2 separate regions of the Homo sapiens genome follow, and region 2 is linked to region 1. A link is a loop called in an ENCODE intact Hi-C map of the cell type or tissue named here. Cell type or tissue: IMR-90. All regions are shown on one strand. Each heading gives the region's core, and the rest is flanking DNA. Links, peaks and the distances in the headings are about the cores only. Region 1 has its middle 11 kb from the start of TBX21. Region 2 has its middle 44 kb from the start of TBX21.

Region 1 (8,096 bases), core at 1-2,500:
TCTCTGTCACTCAGGGCTGTGAGCTGTGGCTGGTACTCAGGCACATCTCGTTCATCCTTTCTCTCTCTGCCATGGCTGAGGCCACCAGGTGTGGAGGGTGACAGGCTCATTCCTAATTCTAGTAGGCTTCCTGGAGGAAGAGGACACGGCAATGCCATATGTTACCAAAATGCTGTAGCTGTCTGTGCCTGGGCTGCCACTGACCTGTATCCACATCCTTGAGCCAAGTCCATTCCTCTTTACTTTCTTCTTCTGTCTGGTCATGAGGACAAGGGGTCTGGTTTACACTGAAAATTGTGAGAAGGGGAGGGAATTCTCAGCTTGCAGGGTAGCGAAGGAAGCCGTTTAGAGCCTGTTCTGAGAGTGAGCACCTCTGGTTCTAGCCGCACTCTGTGAACACTGTGCGGTTTCTCAGTGCTTCTGTTCCTCAGTGGACTAGGTGGTTTAATTTCCATCACGGCTCTGACATTTTGGCATTCTATATTTCTGAGATTACTCCAAACTCCACTCAGCAGGAAGCTTCCCTTAGAGCTAATCTTGATCTCTTTCCCTGTAGCTCATGAGGGAGGTGACAGATGTGGTTCGGGAGTATACCTGGGGGACTCAGGGGCCTCTGCTCTTGGTTGTGACTCCTAGATTATTCCTGCCAGGCACACATGTAATGGGGCAGGGGCAGAGAGAGAAGGAGAGAGAGAGGAGGGAATAAGGAAGGAAGAGAAAGGAAAGGAAGAAAAGAGGGAAGGAAAGAAAAATGAAAGAGGGAAAGAGAAAGGAAGTGAAATGATATGAAAGAAGAAAGGAGGGGAAATGAAGGAAAACAAAAGAGAAAAGCAAAGCAAAAGGGCTCATCGTGGATGCAGAAAGCAGCCAGCCTTGCCAGTAAAGTAGCCAGGGGTACATGGAGGGGATACAGAAGGCTGTTTCTGGTTGTTGCAAACCCTGTCTGTGTGAATCTGTAAAGTGGGTGCAGTTCTGGGTCTTGCTGAGCCTTGGGCTGGGTCGTGCTAGGGCAGAGTGCTCTGGGCAGGGGCTGGGGTCCGGGAGTCAGCCCACTCCTCTGCCCAGGGCCTCCTGCCACTGCTTTGCTGCTCCTTCTGAAAACAACTGAAACCGCAAAATTGGCTTGTGGTCGGGTGACTATCAGTCACTGCTATTCAGCTTGGCTTCCTAGGATGACTAAGGGGGTTAAAAGTCCCTCCCATTAGCCCCCCAGATTTTCAGGGGAGTCAGAGGCCAAGACAGAACATTGTTTTCTTTGGAGGCTTTTGCTAGGGTCTGAGTTCCCAAGTGGCAGGGCCTGCGCGCACTGTGTCTCGCAATGTCTGTGGGTTCAGGAGCTGGGGGGTCACCAAGGTGGAGGTAGCAGTATCCCTGGGCTTGCACACCCAGCAGCTTGGAGTGGGGAGGGGTTGGGGTGGAGGACGCCTGGGTCATCAAAAGAGTCTCCTTTCAACATGCCTCTTCTGGTCCCAGTTCTCGGGGTAGCTAAGCTGCTGATGCTGCTAGTGGGACTGGGTATCATGGGTCCCCTTGGCAGGGCCTGGGCACCAGCTAGGCAGCCCAGCTGCTTGAGCTGCAGAGAGTGCTGGAACTGCCCCTGCTGTGCTGAACATCCCAGGTGCTGGGTCCTCCTGATTCCCCATGGGGTTAGAAAATTCACAACCTGGGAGGCAGGAGGGTGGGCTCTACAGGGTTCTGTATTCCCTTTTAGTGGCTCTGAGCCGTCTTGCTCTGACTCGATTTCTCCTTGAGATGAAAGGCTTGGATTATCTCAGCACTGACCTTTCGCGTATCTGTGATGCTAGAGAAGAAAGGGAAAAGGCAACCACTTTGTAGACCCGCAGGCCCCCTCACCACACTGCCCGGCTATCCAGAAGGTCCTGCCCACATCCAGCGCTGCCCTCCTCTCTCTTTGTGACTGCCCGTGGTCTCAGTTTCTCTCTTTCCCTCTCTTTCTTTCTCCCTCTGTCCTGCTCACTTTCTGTTTAGGCTCCCTCATACTCCCCCCACCCCTGACAGCGAGGTGCACGTGAGTTCTTCTGATTGCTGACCTAGACCTTCCTAACCACTCCCCGGCTGGGTTCAATTTCCCCAAGGGGTGAGACCCTCCCCAAACTCTCCCACCTACATCCAGGGTCTAGGGGTGGAGTTTTGATATCTCTTTGAGCCCTCAAACAGATGGGAAGGTTGAGGGTCTGCATGGCACGTCTGTGACCTGCCCCCACCAGGCCGAGGGTCCTCTGCTGGGAGGAGGAGCCAGTTTTCTGAGAGGGAGGTGCCGGTATCCTCAGAGACTCCTGAATTCCCAACCCTTCCCTCCCGAGGTGGGCGGGTCTCCTCACAGGGAGGCGGAGGGAATCCGCTTAATACCCAGGGATCAATGCCAAGCGGGGGAGCGGGACGCCGATCAGACATGTGACTCGGGAGGCATGATGAGCACGTGCAGACCCAGAACGTGTGAAGAACATACGTGTGGAAAAAGTTTGTGTCACTGATAGGCACATCAGAGGCATGACACCTTCCTTCCCTCCTCCACCCGCCCTCTCCCTCGGGGGGCTAGAGGGCCCCCCTACATACCAACCACACACGTGTTTTAAGTGTGTGTGCACACGCACACATGCAGCCGTCTGGAAGAGCATGGCCGGGGAGCTGGGCTGGAGGGGTGGAGGGGGAAGGGAGAGGAAGGCAGGGTCGCCCCACCCCCACCCCGTGCCCGTGCCTACCGAGTGCCGCCTCCCGGTGGCTGGTGAGGTCTCTGCCCCCTTGACTTTTCCCTGCTTCGAGGAAACACCTCCCTTTAGGGGAAAGCGAGATGGTGAGGGGAAGGAGGGGAAGCACTGACTCTCGGCAGAGGCATGAGCCTGATTTTCCAGTCCGGGGAGGGGCGGAGGGAGATGGCACTGGGGACGCCCGGGCGATGGGGCCTGACTCAGAGCCAGAACCACAGGGCTCCTCCGCTGTATTGTCGTCGGGGAACTAGAAGCCACCAGGTTTATAAGAAACTGCAATTCATCTCTGCCCTCTTCCACCCCTCTGCAAGGGATCAAGGTTAGACTAGAAGAAGAACTTATAGCCCGGGGCAAGAAAGGGACTCTGCCTCAGGTGATTTTTTTGGAAGCCTTCCCTGGGTTTCTTCGAGAAGAAGGGCCTGCCCCAAGGGGGTTAGATCGTAAGAAGAGCCTGGGGCCAGGGCGTGGGGCCCCCCATTTCCCTGTTTGTTGTCAAGGAAAGCCCCCTCCTCACTTCCAGCCCGGAACAGGAGCTCCTAAGAGCTGTCGACAGAGCTACTGCTGAGGCTGCGGCAGGGGCATACAGGGATCCCCAGAATCCCAGGCAGTCTGGCTGGCATGGAGGGGATGAGGCAGCTGGTGGCTCCACTTGGCTCTGCTGCCTCACTCTTGGCCACTGGCTCACGTGTCCCAAGGTGAAAAGCAAGAGGGAGGAGAGTGCAGGTTCGATTAGCAGGAGGGCAGAGCAGAAGGTGTGATGAACTTAGGCGTGGGCAGAAAGACGGAAGCACTGCCTGGCAGGGCACATGCCCAGTGGCATTCTCTTCCCATTCTAGGAGCTGCCCAGGCCCCTTCCCTCCTCAGGCAGAAACACCTAACAGCTTGGATGGCTGGCAGTGGGCTCCGTTGCCTGGGGCAGGGAGTTTGGAGAAGTGAGGAAGGCTCCTGCCTCTCACTCCACCTGGAAACCAGGACTCCTGGGTCCTTCCCATCTGGACTCATCTTCCTCCACTGCCACAGTGGCTGCTGTGTGACGAAGCTAGTCCCTGCCCCTTTCGGTCTCTCAGCCCTGCTTCCCCACTCCTACCCCATCAGCAGGATGGGATTTGCTGAGTAACGGGGTCGGGTTCTGCAGGGTCATCAGACAGAAAGGACACCAGGAGAGGTGAGAAGAGGCCTGGGTTGAGGGAAGGGTAATGTCAATTAGGACACCAGGATGACTTCCCAAAACATAGGGGAACACTCACTGGGTGACATAGAGGGCCCTTCCATCTTGCCTTTCTCCAGAGGGAATAAGGAGAAGGACTCAGCCCGGGTTGGGTTGGGTACCTTATAAGGAGAGAGGGTCAGGGGATAAAAATAACTGAGAGCCTGGGAAAATTGTGTCACCTCTCTGAGCACCAGCTTCTCATCTGCAAAATGGGAACGATAGTGTCCTCTTCACACAGGTGTGGGAGGCTCCACTCAGGAAAGTGCACAGTAAGTGTTCATTAGGTCACCAGCCATGTGATCTTGACAAGGTATTTAACTTTTCTTTTTTTTTTTGAGACAGAATCTCTGTCTGTTGCCCAGGCTGGAGAGCAATGGCACGATCTCGGCTCAGTGCAGCCTCTGCCTCCTGGGTTCAAGCAATTATCCTGTCTCAGCCTCTTAGTATCTGGGATTACAGGCATGTGCCATCACGCCCGGCTAATTTTTGTGTTTTTAGTAGAGATGGAGTTTCACCATATTGGCCAGGCTGATCTCGAACTCCTGACCTCCAGTGATACACCCATCTCAGCCTCCCAAAGTGCTGGGATTACAGGCATGAGCCACTGTGCCCAGCTGGTACTTAACTTTTTTTTTTTTGAGATGGAGTCTCGCTCTGTCACCAGGCTGTAGTGCAGTGGCACAATCCCAGATCACTGCAACCTCCAACTCCCTCGTTCAAGCAATTCTCCTGCCTCAGCCTCCTGAGTAGCTGGGACTACAGGCGCGTGCCACCACACCAGGTAATTTTTGTATTTTTAGTAGAGACGGGGTTTCACCATGTTGGCCAGGATGGTCTCAATCTCCTGACCCTGTGATCCTCCCGCCTCGGCCTCCCAAAGTGCTGGGATTACAGACATGAGCCACTGTGCCTGGCTGATACTTAACTTTTTTATATCTCAGTTTCCTTGTCTGTAAAATGGGAACAATGGTTCCCACCCAGTTGCCTTCACACCATTGTGAAGTCTAATGAAATCAAAGGTATATTGACTAGTCTTAACCAAAAAAAAAAAAAAAAAAAAGAAGAGAGAGAGAGAGAAAGAAAGAAAGGAAATAAAGGGTACGAGTTGCCTGGGGATGTTCTTTTTTTTTTTTTTTTTGACAGTCTCTCTCTGTTGCCCAGGCTGGAGTGCAGTGGTACAGCCTCAGCTCACTGCAACCTCCGCCTCCCGGGTCCAAGCAATTCTCCTGCCTCAGCCTCCCTAGTAGGTGGGATTACAGGCACCTACCACCACGACCAGATAGGTTTTTTTGTATTTTTAGTAGAGATGGGGTTTCACCATGTTGGTCAGGCTGGTTTCGAACTCCTGATCTCAAGTGATCTGCCCACTTCGGCCTCCCAAAGTGCTAGGATTACAGGCATGAGCCACTATGCCTGGCCGGGATATTCTCTTATCTCATCCTTTACCCCTCAACCCAGAGTGGTGATAGGAGGAGGGGGTTAATTAGGAAGAACTGGGGTTTTTACAGTTTCCAAACTCACTGGGAGTCAAGGATTGAGACAAAGTACAAGCTAGATTTGGCAACATCCAGGGTCATGCATGGGAACCTGGGAGCCCCATGCCCCACTGCCTATTTGCAGGGCCCTGGGTCTTGGGTGGCCCTAGTTCAGTGTGTGCATGTGTGTGAAATGCAAGGTGATGAGGTCAGTATCTCAACTCCCAGTTACTGGTCCAGTTGCTAAGAACTTGCCTGACCATAACCATCCTTTCCCAACTCACAGAATGTCAGGTTCTGATGCCAGTGATTGGAAAGAAATGGCGGTGAGCAAGGAGAGGGGGCAATGCTGGGCAGCCATGCCACCTTTATGTCCCCTGTGGCCAGAGACGTGGGTCCAGGGCCCTTCTCAGTGCCCAGCTCGGTCCAGCCAGCTGCCCATGGCCCTGGTGGGAGGAGGTAGGCTGGACGCCTTCTGACACTTCCTGGGTAACTGAGCGGGGCAAGCAGCAAACAGCAGGCTCCTGGGGAAATCTCAGACTTGTGTGTCAGAGCGGATCTGTGTCTGGGGTGGTAAGTGGGGTTAAACTCAAGGTCAGACCTAGCCAATCCATTTTCGCGCCAACATGGCCTTGGGTGTCCTCCATTCCAGTGGCTGGGACCCAGGTGCCCACTCAGCTGGAGACAGCACTGCTGGGAGCCTAATGCCTGGTTTGTCCCTCTGCTTCACACACTGGTTGCTTGCCTGATTTCTGCCTGTGCCTAGGATTTATAAGGAAGGGAGTTGTGGCATGTGGATCCCAGGCCTCCGTTCTACTCCCAAATTTCAGGTGCTAATCTCTCCATGAGTTTCAGTGACCTCAGAAAAGGAAATGGGATTAAGCTGCAATTTAAGGGGTTGTGGGAAGACAGCTGAAAGAATGTCCCAGTCTTCAGTAGAGGAGGTGGGAGGTGGCTGTAAACTGCCTAAATCGGGGGAACACTACCAGGAATCTCAAATTGCTGTACAATGCAGACACAGTCAATCAGCCTCCACCTACTTAGATCTCTAAGTGCTTAGAGATCACCAACCTGTCCCAGGCTCCTGAGTCTATTACCTCACTCCTCCTTGTTCTCTGCCTTTCCCAGGCTACTGTGGTTATGATTTGTGGCAGAAGTTGGGAAGGCAGAAAAGGAGAGAAGGAGGGAAAAGGACAATCTGAGAACAAGCTGGAGGGCCAAAGTGGACCCCTTGCAGAGTTGGCAAGATGGCAAAGGGGATGCAGTGGCAGGTGAATTAGTTCAGATGGGCAAGAAATGTAGGATAAGTCAGCAAGCTGCCTTTGCGCAGGAGATCCCTAGGTGAGAAGGTAAGAAGGGCTTCCACATGCGGCAGTAGCCTCAGTGTTTCTGGAATGGAGTTTGTATATATGTTGTGGGTGGGGTAGGGGGAACAGAAGAAGAGCTGCAGCATCCTGCCTTTGAGGAGGAAGATGGTACAACAGGAAGGCCAGGAGGTGGGCTGCAGGTAAAATGTCCCCGTGAGACAGGGTTGAGGGAAGCAGAGGGCCAGCTGCTGGGCCTGCAGCCTTCTTGCCCCCACTCCCAGCTCACCCGCCCACTGCAAACACTCCTCAGCTCCCCCACCCCATTCTGGCCCACAGCCCTGGGGAAGCGACATGGCGTTCTCACCACGGACCCAGTGCCGGCTGTGGCTTCTTCCCTCTGACCTATTTTTTAATCATTTGATGGGATTTTTCCCCCCCAAACCAAACCCCCAGCCCCCTGGGCCCGTCAGCTCCACCGCGTGTCAAAACCACCCCTGTCACTTTGCGTTGGTTTCTCAGTCCAGCCAGCCCCTCCCCGCAGGGCCTGAGAGCGATGGCTAATTACCCAGCTGCTGAACGCCCCCCACTCCTGCCCCTCCACCCCTAGCCCTGACAGAGGGGCCCTGGAGGACTGCTGGGAGAAGCTGGGGCCTCCTCACCCTCCCACTGCTTGGCAGGAAGTCCTTCCTGCTGTCTAACCTCCATTCTTCCCTCTGTCCTGCCCCTAGTGGTGCTGAATCGCAGACACAGAGGCTGTTGGTACTATAAGGGTCTTTGGGATACCTCCTTAAGGGACAGAAAGGGGCAACTAGTCTTCTGTCCTGGGTTTAGGGATGTCTTCTGTCACTCTGGCTCTCTAACAGAATTCTAGGGGATGGTCCTTGCTGTCTCATTTTACAGAGCAGAAAACTGCGACACACAGAGGGAAAGGGCCTAGCCCAAGGTGATCTACGCCAGTGGCGGAGCCAGAATCAGAACCTAGAGTTCCATGTTTGTCTTTCCACCTGTTTCTGGGTCCTGTTTCTGGTATGTAGAGGGCCCACCCCCACATACCAACTAGGTCTGTTTCTGTTTCTGTGCAACTCCGCTGCCAGCCCTGAGCAGGTGTGTTCCCTGCCATGCCCTCTCTCCCTTGCCCCCTGGCCACACAGAGCTTCACCCTGGCATTTCAGGGCTGGGCAGCTTGCTTCAGGCACTATTTAGGAATGGGACTCTTTCCCCCAATACCACCCATGCCCTTTTCCCTCTTCCTCTCTCATTCATCCCTAACCAAGTCCGTAAGTCTGCTCTGTCTCACCCGCACCCTGAGACATTAACCAGGTGGACAAGGCAAAAAGCTCTAGGCCAGACACAGGAAGGCCAGAGCCAACTCACA
Region 2 (2,500 bases), core at 1-2,500, 57 kb after region 1:
CTGCCTTTGTAGCCCTGTCTCCCAGCACTCATAGTATATTGTCAACAAACACATGTTGTGACTGGTCTTGGGAAGAGACTTCATTTCCTTCTCTATAAAATGGTGGAAAGGGAGTTCTTCTGACCCTGCACACCCCCAGGTTTCAGGTTTCAGAAGAGAGGCAAGTCTTATGATCATCCATCAGGACCCACTCCATGCCAAGAGGGTGGAGAGCAGAAAGACACTGTGGACCTCATCGGACTAGCCCGTGTCTACACTGGCTTCTGGTACAGTTGATGATGGGTCCATTTAACTTAGAGTACCCTGATTCTCCCTGAGAGTCTCTGAGCTTTGAGCAGCCCAGTCTCCTCCCTCATTTTCCACCACCAGATGTGACAAAAAGAGAGGGGAGGTTCTAGGAGGTCTCCTGACCCTCCATTCATGTGTCAGGACAGAGACATCCTGGGGAGGTGCTGGAGGAGCTTTGGGGAAGTCAGAGAAGAGGACTGGGAAAATTCTCTCTGTTGCATGCACTCAAGTCCCTGGCTGTGACTGTGTTACTGTATGAGCCTTCCCACACCAGTGGGAGGCAGTATAGTGGAGTGCTTAACAGCAGAGAATCTGGAATCCAGAGTAGCTGTGCAGCTTTAGGCAAGTCACCTAACTTCTCTGTCCCACAATTTCCTCATCTGTAAAATAGGGATGATAAAAGTAGTTACCTCACAGGGTAGCTTGTGAGGAAGAAGAGTTATTTCTAAAGCACATAATGACTGCTATTAGTTGCTTATATATACAATAATAGGGTTTCCTGTGTTGAAACTTAATCTTGGGACCCATGAATTCTTTTTGTCCTTAATAAAGAGACCACTCAATGGGCCCATGAGCAGAGTGGGGGTGGGATGGAAATGGTTATGAAACTGCAGTCATGTGTCCCTTAATGACGGGTAGGGATGCGTCGTTAGGTGATTTCATTGTGGTGGGAACATCAGAGTGTACTTCCACAAACCCGGATGGTATAGCCCACTTCACACCTAGGCTATGCGGCATAGCCTATTGCTCCTAGGCTACAAACGTGTACAGCATGTTACTGCACTGAATACTGTAGGCAATTGTAACACAATGGTAAGTATTTGTGTATCTAAACATATAAAATGCACAGTAAAAATACCATATTATAATCTTATGGGACGACTGTCATTTATGCGGTCCATTCTTGACAAATATTATGCGGTGCATGACTGTGCATGGAAGATGGAAAAGACATAGTGAAATTCCTCAAGCATCCACAAGAGGGCTCCCCAATCTCCCCAAAGCACCCACTTCACTATGATGAAGAGCCTCGTAGGACTCATTGCCTTTTCTTCTACTTGGGTATCTATCGAAGCAGGTCAGTGAGAATCAGGCCACAAATGTGTGATGATGGCTGAAGGTGCCGCCTAGTGATGGCAAATGACCCATATAGAAGCATCTCCTAACTCAGGCTGTGTGCACCCCAATACACACCACCTCTTATCCCGCAGAGACACAGATATCCCCAACCTTTAGCCCTGTCCCCCAGGACACTGGGGAGAGGGAAAGTCACATTCTCTGTGGAAAACTATGCCTGTTCCCTCCCCCACGCCCACCCCTGGGAGTCAGGCCCCTCCACCAGCCTCACCCACTGGGCCCTCATAGTGATCTGGCCCCTAAGCAGCCACAGACCTCTCCCCAACCACTCCTGCCTCCCCAGCTACCTGAGCCTGACCATGGTCTGGGCTAGGTCATGTGGGTCTAGCTCTGGCCCTCACCTCTGGTTTTTGGGAGAGAGTTGTTAGTGGGATGGGAGTGAGGTGGGGAGATGGGAGACATCCCTGTGTCCTGCAGAGAGGGTGAGGATTGGGGTGAGAACAGGGTGGTGATTAGGCCCACTGCCCAATTCAGCAGAGAACTCATGAGTGACAAGGGACGCCACTGCTCTGGCGTGTACCTAGGAAGCGGGAGAGAAGGTGGAAGATCAGAAGAGAGGTCACGCAACCCTCCCTCCCTACAATGCAGGCCCAGGCCACCTCCCTGAAGCTGGGCTCTGTGGGGATGCAGCCCGCAGGGATCCAGACGTAGCGGAGTCACTCCTGACCCCTCACCCTCCTTTCCCAGCTCTCACATGCGTAGAGGGAGTGAGGGGCAGAGGAAAGAGCACTGAATTCTTCAGGAGGCCTGGGTTCTAGGCCTGCTCTGTCATGCACTGTCATCGCCCCGCTGAGGTTCAGGTTCCTCATCTGTAAGGAAGGATATGACACCATCCAGCCCCAGCAATGGCAGATTGGCTCTCATGGATGATGGAATCAGAGTTTGGAAGGGAGCGGGGATAAGGGCCCTGCCAACTGTAGATGGGAACCATAGTTCCTAAAATTACCTACCAGTTTAGTTGCGGCAGGAGCAGAGCAGACCCTTAGTGGAGTCTAAGGTCCACCATCACTCTCTTAAAAGACAGGGTTACTTCGCCATCAGTTCCTGGGACAGAGCACCATCCCGTGTCTGCCAT

The links. A loop is a pair of places that touch in the nucleus more often than their neighbours do. Peaks named below come from ENCODE experiments on the same cell type or tissue, not always from the same donor. Only the 100,000 strongest peaks of a DNase experiment are listed, where the experiment ranks them.
Region 2: it touches region 1 in a loop (2.0-fold over the local background); 8 of 110 quality-filtered maps call a loop at or near these places.

Annotation. Positions count from the first base shown.
Region 1 is chr17:47,718,490-47,726,585 of GRCh38, forward strand. No RefSeq gene overlaps it. Among named protein-coding and RNA genes, the nearest start is that of TBX21, 11 kb to the right of the region's middle. In IMR-90, for the core only: no CTCF peak of the experiment used is centred there; a DNase peak (open chromatin) is centred at 1,132; H3K27me3 peaks cover 1,879 bases.
Region 2 is chr17:47,775,513-47,778,012 of GRCh38, forward strand. No RefSeq gene overlaps it. Among named protein-coding and RNA genes, the nearest start is that of TBX21, 44 kb to the left of the region's middle. RefSeq lists an enhancer at 2,453-2,500. In IMR-90, for the core only: a CTCF peak has its summit at 1,262 (motif pointing right); no DNase peak of the experiment used is centred there; H3K27me3 peaks cover 1,801 bases.